2 separate regions of the Homo sapiens genome follow, and region 1 is linked to region 2. A link is a contact called in ENCODE Hi-C or POLR2A ChIA-PET data. All regions are on one chromosome and are shown on one strand. The core of a region is the stretch at or near the end of the contact, and the rest is flanking DNA. Distances in the headings are between cores, read along the strand shown. Region 1 overlaps NOD1 (nucleotide binding oligomerization domain containing 1). Region 2 holds the start of LINC01176 (long intergenic non-protein coding RNA 1176).

Region 1 (5,153 bases), core at 2,319-4,818, 55 kb after region 2:
CACCACCGATCCCACAGAAATACAAACTACCATCAGAGAATACTACAAACACCTCTACGCAAATAAACTAGAAAATCTAGAAGAAATGGATACATTCCTCGACACATACACTCTCCCAAGACTAAACCAGGAAGAAGTTGAATCTCTGAATAGACCAATAACAGGCTCTGAAATTGTGGCAATAATCAATAGTTTACCAACCAAAAAGAGTCCAGGACCAGATGGATTCACAGCCGAATTCTACCAGAGGTACAAGGAGGAACTGGTACCATTCCTTCTGAAACTATTCCAATCAATAGAAAAAGAGGGAATCCTCCCTAACTCATTTTATGAGGCCAGCATCATTCTGATACCAAAGCCGGGCAGAGACACAACCAAAAAAGAGAATTTTAGACCAATATCCTTGATGAACATTGATGCAAAAATCCTCAATAAAATACTGGCAAACCGAATCCAGCAGCACATCAAAAAGCTTATCCACCATGATCAAGTGGGCTTCATCCCTGGGATGCAAGGCTGGTTCAATATACGCAAATCAATAAATGTAATCCAGCATATAAACAGAGCCAAAGACAAAAACCACATGATTATCTCAATAGATGCAGAAAAAGCCTTTGACAAAATTCAACAACCCTTCATGCTAAAAACTCTCAATAAATTAGGTATTGATGGGACGTATTTCAAAATAATAAGAGCTATCTATGACAAACCCACAGCCAATATCATACTGAATGGGCAAAAACTGGAAGCATTCCCTTTGAAAACTGGCACAAGACAGGGATGCCCTCTCTCACCGCTCCTATTCAACATAGTGTTGGAAGTTCTGGCCAGGGCAATCAGGCAGGAGAAGGAAATAAAGGGTATTCAATTAGGAAAAGAGGAAGTCAAATTGTCCCTGTTTGCAGACGACATGATTGTTTATCTAGAAAACCCCATCGTCTCAGCCCAAAATCTCCTTAAGCTGATAAGCAACTTCAGCAAAGTCTCAGGATACAAAATCAATGTACAAAAATCACAAGCATTCTTATACACCAACAACAGACAAACAGAGAGCCAAATCATGGGTGAACTCCCATTCACAATTGCTTCAAAGAGAATAAAATACCTAGGAATCCAACTTACAAGGGATGTGAAGGACCTCTTCAAGGAGAACTACAAACCACTGCTCAAGGAAATAAAAGAGGACACAAACAAATGGAAGAACATTCCATGCTCATGGGTAGGAAGAATCAATATCGTGAAAATGGCCATACTGCCCAAGGTAATTTACAGATTCAATGCCATCCCCATCAAGCTACCAATGACTTTCTTCACAGAATTGGAAAAAACTACTTTAAAGTTCATATGGAACCAAAAAAGAGCCCGCATCGCCAAGTCAATCCTAAGCCAAAAGAACAAAGCTGGAGGCATCACACTACCTGACTTCAAACTATACTACAAGGCTACAGTAACCAAAACAGCATGGTACTGGTACCAAAACAGAGATATAGATCAATGGAACAGAACAGAGCCCTCAGAAATAATGCCGCATATCTACAACTATCTGATCTTTGACAAACCTGAGAAAAACAAGCAATGGGGAAAGGATTCCCTATTTAATAAATGGTGCTGGGAAAACTGGCTAGCCATATGTAGAAAGCTGAAACTGGATCCCTTCCTTACACCTTATACAAAAATCAATTCAAGATGGATTAAAGATTTAAACGTTAAACCTAAAACCATAAAAACCCTAGAAGAAAACCTAGGCATTACCATTCAGGACATAGGCGTGGGCAAGGACTTCATGTCCAAAACACCAAAAGCAATGGCAACAAAAGACAAAATTGACAAATGGGATCTAATTAAACTAAAGAGCTTCTGCACAGCAAAAGAAACTACCATCAGAGTGAACAGGCAACCTACAACATGGGAGAAAATTTTCGCAACCTACTCATCTGACAAAGGGCTAATATCCAGAATCTACAATGAACTCAAACAAATTTACAAGAAAAAAACAAACAACCCCATCAAAAAGTGGGCGAAGGACATGAACAGACACTTCTCAAAAGAAGACATTTATGCAGCCAAAAAACACATGAAGAAATGCTCATCATCACTGGCCATCAGAGAAATGCAAATCAAAACCACTATGAGATATCATCTCACACCAGTTAGAATGGCAATCATTAAAAAGTCAGGAAACAGCAGGTGCTGGAGAGGATGCGGAGAAATAGGAACACTTTTACACTGTTGGTGGGACTGTAAACTAGTTCAACCATTGTGGAAGTCAGTGTGGCGATTCCTCAGGGATCTAGAACTAGAAATACCATTTGACCCAGCCATCCCATTACTGGGTATATACCCAAATGAGTATAAATCATGCTGCTATAAAGACACATGCACACGTATGTTTATTGTGGCACTATTCACAATAGCAAAGACTTGGAACCAACCCAAATGTCCAACAATGATAGACTGGATTAAGAAAATGTGGCACATATACACCATGGAATACTATGCAGCCATAAAAAATGATGAGTTCATATCCTTTGTAGGGACATGGATGAAATTGGAAACCATCATTCTCAGTAAACTATCGCAAGAACAAAAAACCAAACACCGCATATTCTCACTCATAGGTGGGAATTGAACAATGAGATCACATGGACACAGGAAGGGGAATATCACACTCTGGGGACTGTGGTGGGGTCGGGGGAGGGGGGAGGGATAGCATTGGGAGATATACCTAATGCTAGATGACACATTAGTGGGTGCAGCGCACCAGCATGGCACATGTATACATATGTAACTAACCTGCACAATGTGCACATGTACCCTAAAACTTAGAGTATAATAAAAAAAAAAAGAATCTAAAAAAAAAAAAAAAAAAAAAAAAGAATTGAAGGCAGTCCTTGAAGAGACATTTGTATGCCCATGTGCACAGCAGCATTATTCACAACAGCCAAAGCATAGAAGCAAGCCAGTGTCTGTTCTTGGATGAATGAGTAAACAAAATGTGGCATAGCCATGCAATGGAGTATTACTCAGCCTTAAAAAAGAAGGAAATCCTGGCGGGGCACGGTGGCTCACGCCTATAATCCTGACACTTTGGGAGACCGAGGTGGGTGGATCATTTGAGGTCAGGAGTTTGAGACCAGCCTGGCCAACATGGTGAAACCCCGCCTCTACTAAAAATACAAAAATTAGCTGGGATTGGTGGCGGGTGCCTATAATCCCAGCTACTCGTGTGGCTGAGGCGAGAGAATCGCTTGAACCCAGAAGGCAGAGGTTGCAGTGAGCCGAGATCATGCCACTGCACTCCAGCCTGGGCAACAGAGCGAGACTCTGTCAAAAAAAAAAAAAAAAAAAAAAAAAAAGGAAATCCTGTCCCATGCTTCCATGTGGACGAATCTTGAGGACATGATGCTAGTGAAATCAGCCATCCCCAAAAGGCAAATACTGTATGATTCCACTTACATGAGGTAGAGTAGTCAAAACCATAGAGAGAGTAAGTAGCAGGGTGGCTGCAAGAGGCAGGGGGGAGGGGGACCGGGGAGTTATTGCTTAATGGGCACGGTTTCAGTTTCGCAGCATGGTGAAAGCTCTCCACTATCTCTCCCCGACAGCGAGCCCCAGTGGTCCTTCTGGTGTACTGATGTATGAAAAGAACAGCAAGGCCCGCCCCCCACACACACAGCAGGTTGTACCACATACATCCATCCCCTTCTACTCACCCAACCTCAGAGATTGATTTGCTGTTCTTCACAGCCAGGGCGAGATACTTCCCTCCTTCACTTGTTATTTTGTTTTTTCCCAGTCTGCAGAGAGAGTCACACACAGTCAGCCTCCAGCTATGCAGGGGCTCCAATGTGGGTCACCCTCCTCCCCAGCACAGAGCCCCTTCCAGCCCCATCTTGGGAACCGTACACTTTCTTCTGGGATCCACAAGAGCCATGGCCTGGGCCTCCTGTCAGGGAGGGAACTGAAGCCCTGAGGACAGTCAGTCAGGGTTCCTCTCCAGGAGATGGTCCACAGTCTCTGCAGAAGCTCAGGGACCTGAGCCCTCCCTGGGGTCCTCTAATTGACCTCAGCAGCATCACTGACTTCCCTCGGGAGACCTGGGAGGTCCCACTTTGACTGCCAAGGGTCAAGGTATGTGGCCACTGTCAGGGCAGGACCAGAGGCTCCAAGCCTGGCGCACTGTCACCCCCTGCGCAGGGCACACCTACAGCAGGGCAAGGGCCCAAGCTCTTCCTTGCAACCCGACAGGAAACTCCCTTGGGGCAAAAAGACCACCAGAAAGGGTGAGAGTTAGTCCTTTCTTCGGCCTAGTAGTTAATGAAATCAAAATGCCAACCTTTCCCCCTACCAATAACGGGAGGCCCTTCCAGAATCCAAGCCTCACAGATCACACAGAGGTATCTTTACTTGACCAACATGGCCCTGGGACAAGTGGAAGGCTTTAGGATGAAAGCTCTTTACTGTGACATTTAATCTTTGAACAACAGAAGGGGGTGATCAAGAGAATATACTAAGGAACCTGGTGCCTACCCCACTTACTTAAGATGCGTGAGGCCTTTGCATTCATCCAGGATTTTGGTGACGTACCTGGCTCCGACATCGGTGATCTGGTTGTTGTATAAACTTCAAGAGAAAGCACAGCCATGAGACTTTCTGGCTCCTGATGTCATTTTAATAGCCCCTGTTTTTTGAAGCATATGGTGTCTACTGATTTCCAAAGTCTGGGTTGAAAGGGGAACACACAGGCACCAGAGTTTAGGGCTCTGAGGTCTCACAGCTCAGGTTCAAAACCAGCTCCACTACTTTCCCCAGCTTTATGGCCTGAGACAAGTCACGTTACCTCTCTGTGCCTCAGTTTCTCCATCTGTAATACAGAGGTAATGATGATAGTCCCCTTGCAGGGTGGTTATGAGGATCTTAGGACATAACGCAAAGCCCTGGTGCATGAGTGCTCGGTGACTGGCAGGTGATGGGTATTTACAACTAAGATTACATTCAGCGTCTTGAGAAGAAAAGATTCTGAATATTAAAACTTCTCGATGTCTACCTTTCAGCCATCTCACCGCTCAATGCCAATTCAATAGTACAGCAGATGGAAGTTGAAAGGCAGCTAAGCTCAGGCTTCCAGGGTTCCACAGCCACACAGAGCCCTG
Region 2 (5,446 bases), core at 1,687-4,186:
TGCACACCTGTAATCCCAGCTACTCAGGAGGCTGGGGCAGCAGAATCGCTTGAACCTGGGAGGCAGAGTTTGCAGTGAGCGGAGATGATGCCACTGTACTGCAACCTGGGACAGAGTGAGACTCCATCTGCAAAAAAAAAAAAAAAAAAAAAAAAAAAAAAAAAAAAAAAAGAAGCAAAATCTGAATTTCACTCATCTTGAGTATGAACTGGCCCTAGTAACTTGTTTCTAACTAACAGAATGCAACAGAAGTGATGCTGTATGACTTCCAGGGCTTAGTTAGAATAGGTAATACAGCTTCTAACTGGCTTTCTCTCAGGAAGGTTCTCCGTGGAACCAAGGTTCTATGCTGTGTGAGAAAGCCCTGGCCACGTCAACCACCAAACATGTGAGTGAGGAAGCCTTCTAGATGATTCCACCCTAACCACCATCTGGCTAGAGCTGGATGAGAGACCTGAGGGAGAGCTGCCTAGCTGAGTCCAGTCAATCCCCAGAATTGTGAGAGAAGATGATATATGATTGTTGTTTCATCTCACTAAGTTTGGGATGGTTTGTTACACAGCGGTTGATAACTAGACCAGAGACCTTTCCTAGAAACGCTGGAGAACACGTGCCAGGATGGTCCTGGACATCTCCATTGTTTGCTGCTTGCTTCTCTACTGTGCCCATTGCCTGTGCTTTCACCAAACCCCCTATTAACCAGACATTGTCAGCTACCAGAAGTTTCCTGTCTTAGGATCTTGACACTTTTGAGACTCTTTGAAGTTACGAGACATGATGGACTTACTATCAAAAACTTGGCAAGCACAGTTACATCAGCAAGTGTTACTTTGTTCAAGTAAGAGGGGAAATAGTGCAGCATGGCAGTTAACCCTGTGCTCTCTAAGCTTTTACTGAATTTCAGTGGGTCATTCTAGAGACTTGGTAGCCACATGCGTGTCAGTTTGTTGATATTCAGTATTGATTATTCTCATAGGAGCTGTATATAATTGTTTTGAGCTTAAAACAAAGAAAATGATTAGTTTATGGTTCTAATCTTTTGGATTTTTTTTTTTTTTTTTAGACGGTGTTTCACTTTTGTCGCCCAGGCTGGAATGCAGTGGCGCGATCTCGGCTTACTGCAACCTCCACCTCCCGGGTTCAAGCGATTCTCCATCCTCAGCCTCCTGAGTAGCTGGGATTACAGGCGCCCGCCACCACACCAGGCTAATTTTTGTATTTTTAGAAGAGACAGGGTTTCACCACATTGGCCAGGCTGGTTTTGAACTCCTGACCTCAGGTGATCCACCCCCCTCGGCCTCCCAAAGTGCTGGGATTACAGGCGTGAGCCACCACGCCTGGCCTTGGATGTTTTAAAGTAAAATTTTCCCCACTGCAAAATAATAGATATGTGTTGTAGGAACTTTTGGAAACACAAGGCACAAAGGAAAAAATACCTTCATATTTCTCCTTTTCCCATCTCCCCAGAGACTTTTTTCTCCTTATTTGTTGGCATATGTCTTTCCATACTCTTCAATGCATATATATTCACAGGATAACATTATATGTGGTATTTTAGAACCACATTTCTAACATTCCATTTATCATGTTTTGTATTTGCATAGTATTCCATTTCGTAGTTGTACCATAATATCTTTAGACAATGCTTGTGGTCAAATAATTTCCCCCAATATTTTACTGTTACAAAAAATGTTTCGATGAACATTTTGGTCTAAAGTTGATGGATCAAGGAATATAGGGGTCATTATAAGTTAACAAATACAGCGTCAGATCATGGTACTACTCTGCTGAAAATCCCCCTTGGCTCCCATCTTACTCAGAGCCAAAGCTAAGGTCTTTACCATGACCTAAAATACCCTCAGCCATCCGGAGTGTGCATGTATGCATACACACAGACATGTACATGCCACTCACTCCTGCCTCTCTAGCTCATCTTCTCCTGCTCACCCCTGACTTGTTCCCCTGAAGCTATTCCTGGAATACACCAGGCAAGCAAGCCCCTGTGTCAGGGCCTTGGCACTTCTTCCTTCTGCCTATAACAATTCCTCCAAGTATCCACAGGCTTCCTCTTTCACTTCCTTTGTTGCGTTGGCTCAGATATCGCCTTATCTGAGTGCCCTTCCTTAACTATACAATACAAAATAAGTTCATGAATCTGCCCTCACCCCTACATTCCCTGTTTCCTTTACCTTGTTCTATTTTTCTATAACATTTACCTGACAAATCTTATGTTTGTTTATTGTCACTCTTCTTCCAGAATGTAAGCACTGTGAAGTCAAGGACTTTGTTAGTTTTGATCACTATTGTATCCATGGGTTCTAAAGCACTGCCTGGCACATAGTTGGCACTCAGTAAGCTAAGAAATAATAAGACTAACATATTGGGATTGTGGCAAGGAGGTAAGTATACTCCACTTTTTCAAGGGGATTATAAAGGGCATCATTTTTAGGTGGGAGATATTGGACATAGGAGTTTGTGAACCAAGAGACAGAGAAAGATGTTACTTGGAGATATGGAGGTTATAAGTATCAGAAGATTAGAAGTTCCGGGGATGTTTTAAAGTAAAATTTTTCCCATTGCAAAATAATAGATATCTGTTGTAGGAACGTTTAGAAATACAACTAAAGCACTTTTTGCTTTACTTGGAGTGGGTGGGACTGGAATTGGGAGGAGGGGCCATGGAGAGGCTGCTTTTTTTCATTGTGCATCTTTCTGTAAGACGTGAATTTATACCATGTACACCAATTACTTAAATAATAAGAGCATGTTTGGACTTCCAGTTTCTGGTGATGGCTGGTTATGAAAACTTGAAGAAACAAAATAATGGCTTTTTTTAAGTGAAGAACTAAAAAAACATTGAACTTCCAGGCCAGTTTTTGGATAAAAGTCTATAACCAGGGAGGGAAATGGAATACTGGAACAAAAAGCTGCCTGTGCTGAGACAGCAGTTGCTGATACCACAAACACTTGTCTGCTGTTTCTGTGGCCTGGCTGAGCCAAGAAAACATGTTAAAGCACAGAGCCCACGCAAGACAGTGTGCTTGCAGGAGACCCTACCAACAGGAATCGGATAACAAGGAGCTAAAGGTAAGGAGGAGTCAGAGCTGAACCCAGTGCCCTCTTCCCAGCAGTTGTAATGAACTGTGGCTACCTTGGTGCTCTTGGAGCAGGGAGGAAAAGAAATAGAAAATACAATTTCCCTGGAAGGCCTGTGCATATCTGCTTCCCTGAAGATTAGCTTCTCAAATATACATAGCTGGTTGGGCCAAGGATTCTCAAAATCTGAATTCGGCAGAAGCACAGCAAGATCTCTCTGGAAGAGGGCTCATCTCAAGCGTCAGGAGACTCCCGTTAAATACTTATTCAAGAATAATGTGTGGCAAGCGATAAAGATTACAAGTTACCCAAGCAACTTGAATATGAATGAGAATAGAAAATCACAGAAGCCCAGCTTCTTCCACTTAGCATAATCATTTGAGTCATCCATGTTGTCATGTGTATTCAGCAGCTTGGTCCTTTTAATTGCTGAGTGGCAATCCATAGTTTACTCATCCATTTACTAGTGGAAGATTTGTGTTGGTTCCAGTTTTTAGTGACAGTGGTTAAGCTGCTGTTAACATTCACCTAGAAGTTTTTTTGTTTTGTTTTGTTTTGTTTTTGAGACAGAGTCTCGCTCTGTCGCCAGGCTGGAGTGCAGTGGTCCGATCTTGGCTCACTGCAACCTCCGCCTCCCAGGTTCAAGTGATTCTCCTGCCTCAGCCTCCCTAGTAGCTGGGATTACAGGCACATGCCACCACGCCCAGCTAATTTTTGCATTTTTAGTAGAGACTGGGTTTCACCATGTTGGCCAGGATGGTCTTGATCTCTTGACCTCATGATCCGCCTGCCTCTGTCCCGCAAAGTGCTGGGATTACAGGCGTCAGCCACTGCGCCCGGCCTCACCTAGAAGTTTTTATGTGAATCAAAGATTTTGTTTCTCTTGAGTACATTCCTAGGAGTGGGATAGCTAGTTATATGATAAATATGTATATATACTTAGTAGGAAATTGCCAAACAGGTTTGCAAACTGGTGGTGCCACTTTGCATTCCCACCAAAAATGTATGAAAATTCCAGGTGATTGGCATCCTCACCAGAATTTGATATTGTCTGCAGTTTTGATGTTTTTGCTATTTTTTTGTTTTGACTTGGGTATACGGTGCATTTCATTGTGTTTTTCATTTTCATTCTCCCAATGCAAATGATGTTGTGTATTTTTTCATATTCTTCTTTGCTACAGGTATATTTTCTTTAGTGAAGTGTCTATTCAACCCTTTGGCACATTTTTGAAAAACTGGATTGTATGTTTTCTTACTGAATCTTGAGAATTCTTTGTATATTCTTGATACAAATCCTTTATCAAAAATATGGTTTTGGCCAGGTGTGGTGGCTCACGCTTGTAATCCCAGCACTTTGGGAGGCCAAGGTGGGCAAATTGCTTGAGCCCAGGAGTTCGAGACAAGCCTGGGCAGCATGGTGAAACCCCATCTCTACAAAAAAAAAAAAAAGTACAAAAAATACAAAAAATTAGCCAGGCATGGTGGTGGCACACGCCTTTTGTCCCAGCTACCTGGGCGGTTGTGGCTGTAGTGAGCCATGATTGTGCTGCTGCACTTCAGCCTGGGAGACAGAGTGACACCCTGTCTTTAAAAAAAAAAAAATTATATATATATATATATATATGTCAAATATATATATATATATGTCAAATATATATATATGTCAAATATATATATGTCAAATATATATGTCAAATATATACATATATATGTCATATATACATATATATGTATATATATACATATATATGTCATATATATAACATATATATGTCATATATATACATATATATGTCATATATATATACATATATATGTCATATACACATATATATGTCATATATATACATATATATGTCACATATATATACATATATATGACATATATACATATATGGCATATATACATATATATGGCATATATATACATATATATGGCATATATATACATATATGTCATATATACATATATATGTCATATATATACACATATATGTCATATATATACATATATATGTCATATATATACATATATATGTCATATATACATATATATGTCATATATACATATATATGTCATATATATACACATATATATATGTCATATATATATACGACATATATATATGTCATATATATATACATATATATATATGTCATATATATATACATATATATATGACTTGCAAGTATTTTCTATTTTCTCCCAGTCTGGCTTGTTCTTTTGTTTTCTTAGCAATGTCTTTTGAAGAGCAGACATTTAAAATTTTGATGGAAGTTCAATTTATTGGGTCTTTTTCTTTTTTGAATTGTGCTTTTGGTGTCAAATCTAAGAAATGTTTGGTAAACC

Evidence for each region. Hi-C counts contacts between places; a loop is a spot of excess contacts on that map. ChIA-PET counts read pairs that join two places held with the same protein, here RNA polymerase II (POLR2A). Pooled maps may share reads with other maps.
Region 1: a map of GM12878 shows a loop between it and region 2 (2.7-fold over the local background). The contact joins the enhancer-like site here to the promoter of LINC01176 in region 2. A Hi-C loop is called at or near these places in 4 of 168 maps with a recorded cell type or tissue (B cell, CD8-positive, alpha-beta T cell, GM12878 and 1 more) and 1 of 50 pooled maps. POLR2A ChIA-PET finds 5 or more read pairs at or near these places in 2 of 52 experiments (HCT116 and activated CD8-positive, alpha-beta memory T cell).

What each region holds. Positions count from the first base shown.
Region 1 is chr7:30,442,428-30,447,580 of GRCh38, forward strand. NOD1 (nucleotide binding oligomerization domain containing 1) reads right to left here. Exons shown (of 14, transcript NM_006092.4): 8 at 4,540-4,623; 9 at 3,714-3,797. Among named protein-coding and RNA genes, the nearest start is that of NOD1, 34 kb to the right of the region's middle. RefSeq lists a silencer at 3,412-3,571. Within about 2 kb of position 3,569, at least 2 of the 41 ENCODE cell types and tissues checked have a DNase peak (open chromatin) inside an H3K27ac peak, as active enhancers do.
Region 2 is chr7:30,387,949-30,393,394 of GRCh38, forward strand. It overlaps LINC01176 (long intergenic non-protein coding RNA 1176), which reads left to right and starts at 2,937. Exons shown (of 3, transcript NR_108081.1): 1 at 2,937-3,087. RefSeq lists an enhancer at 3,119-3,737.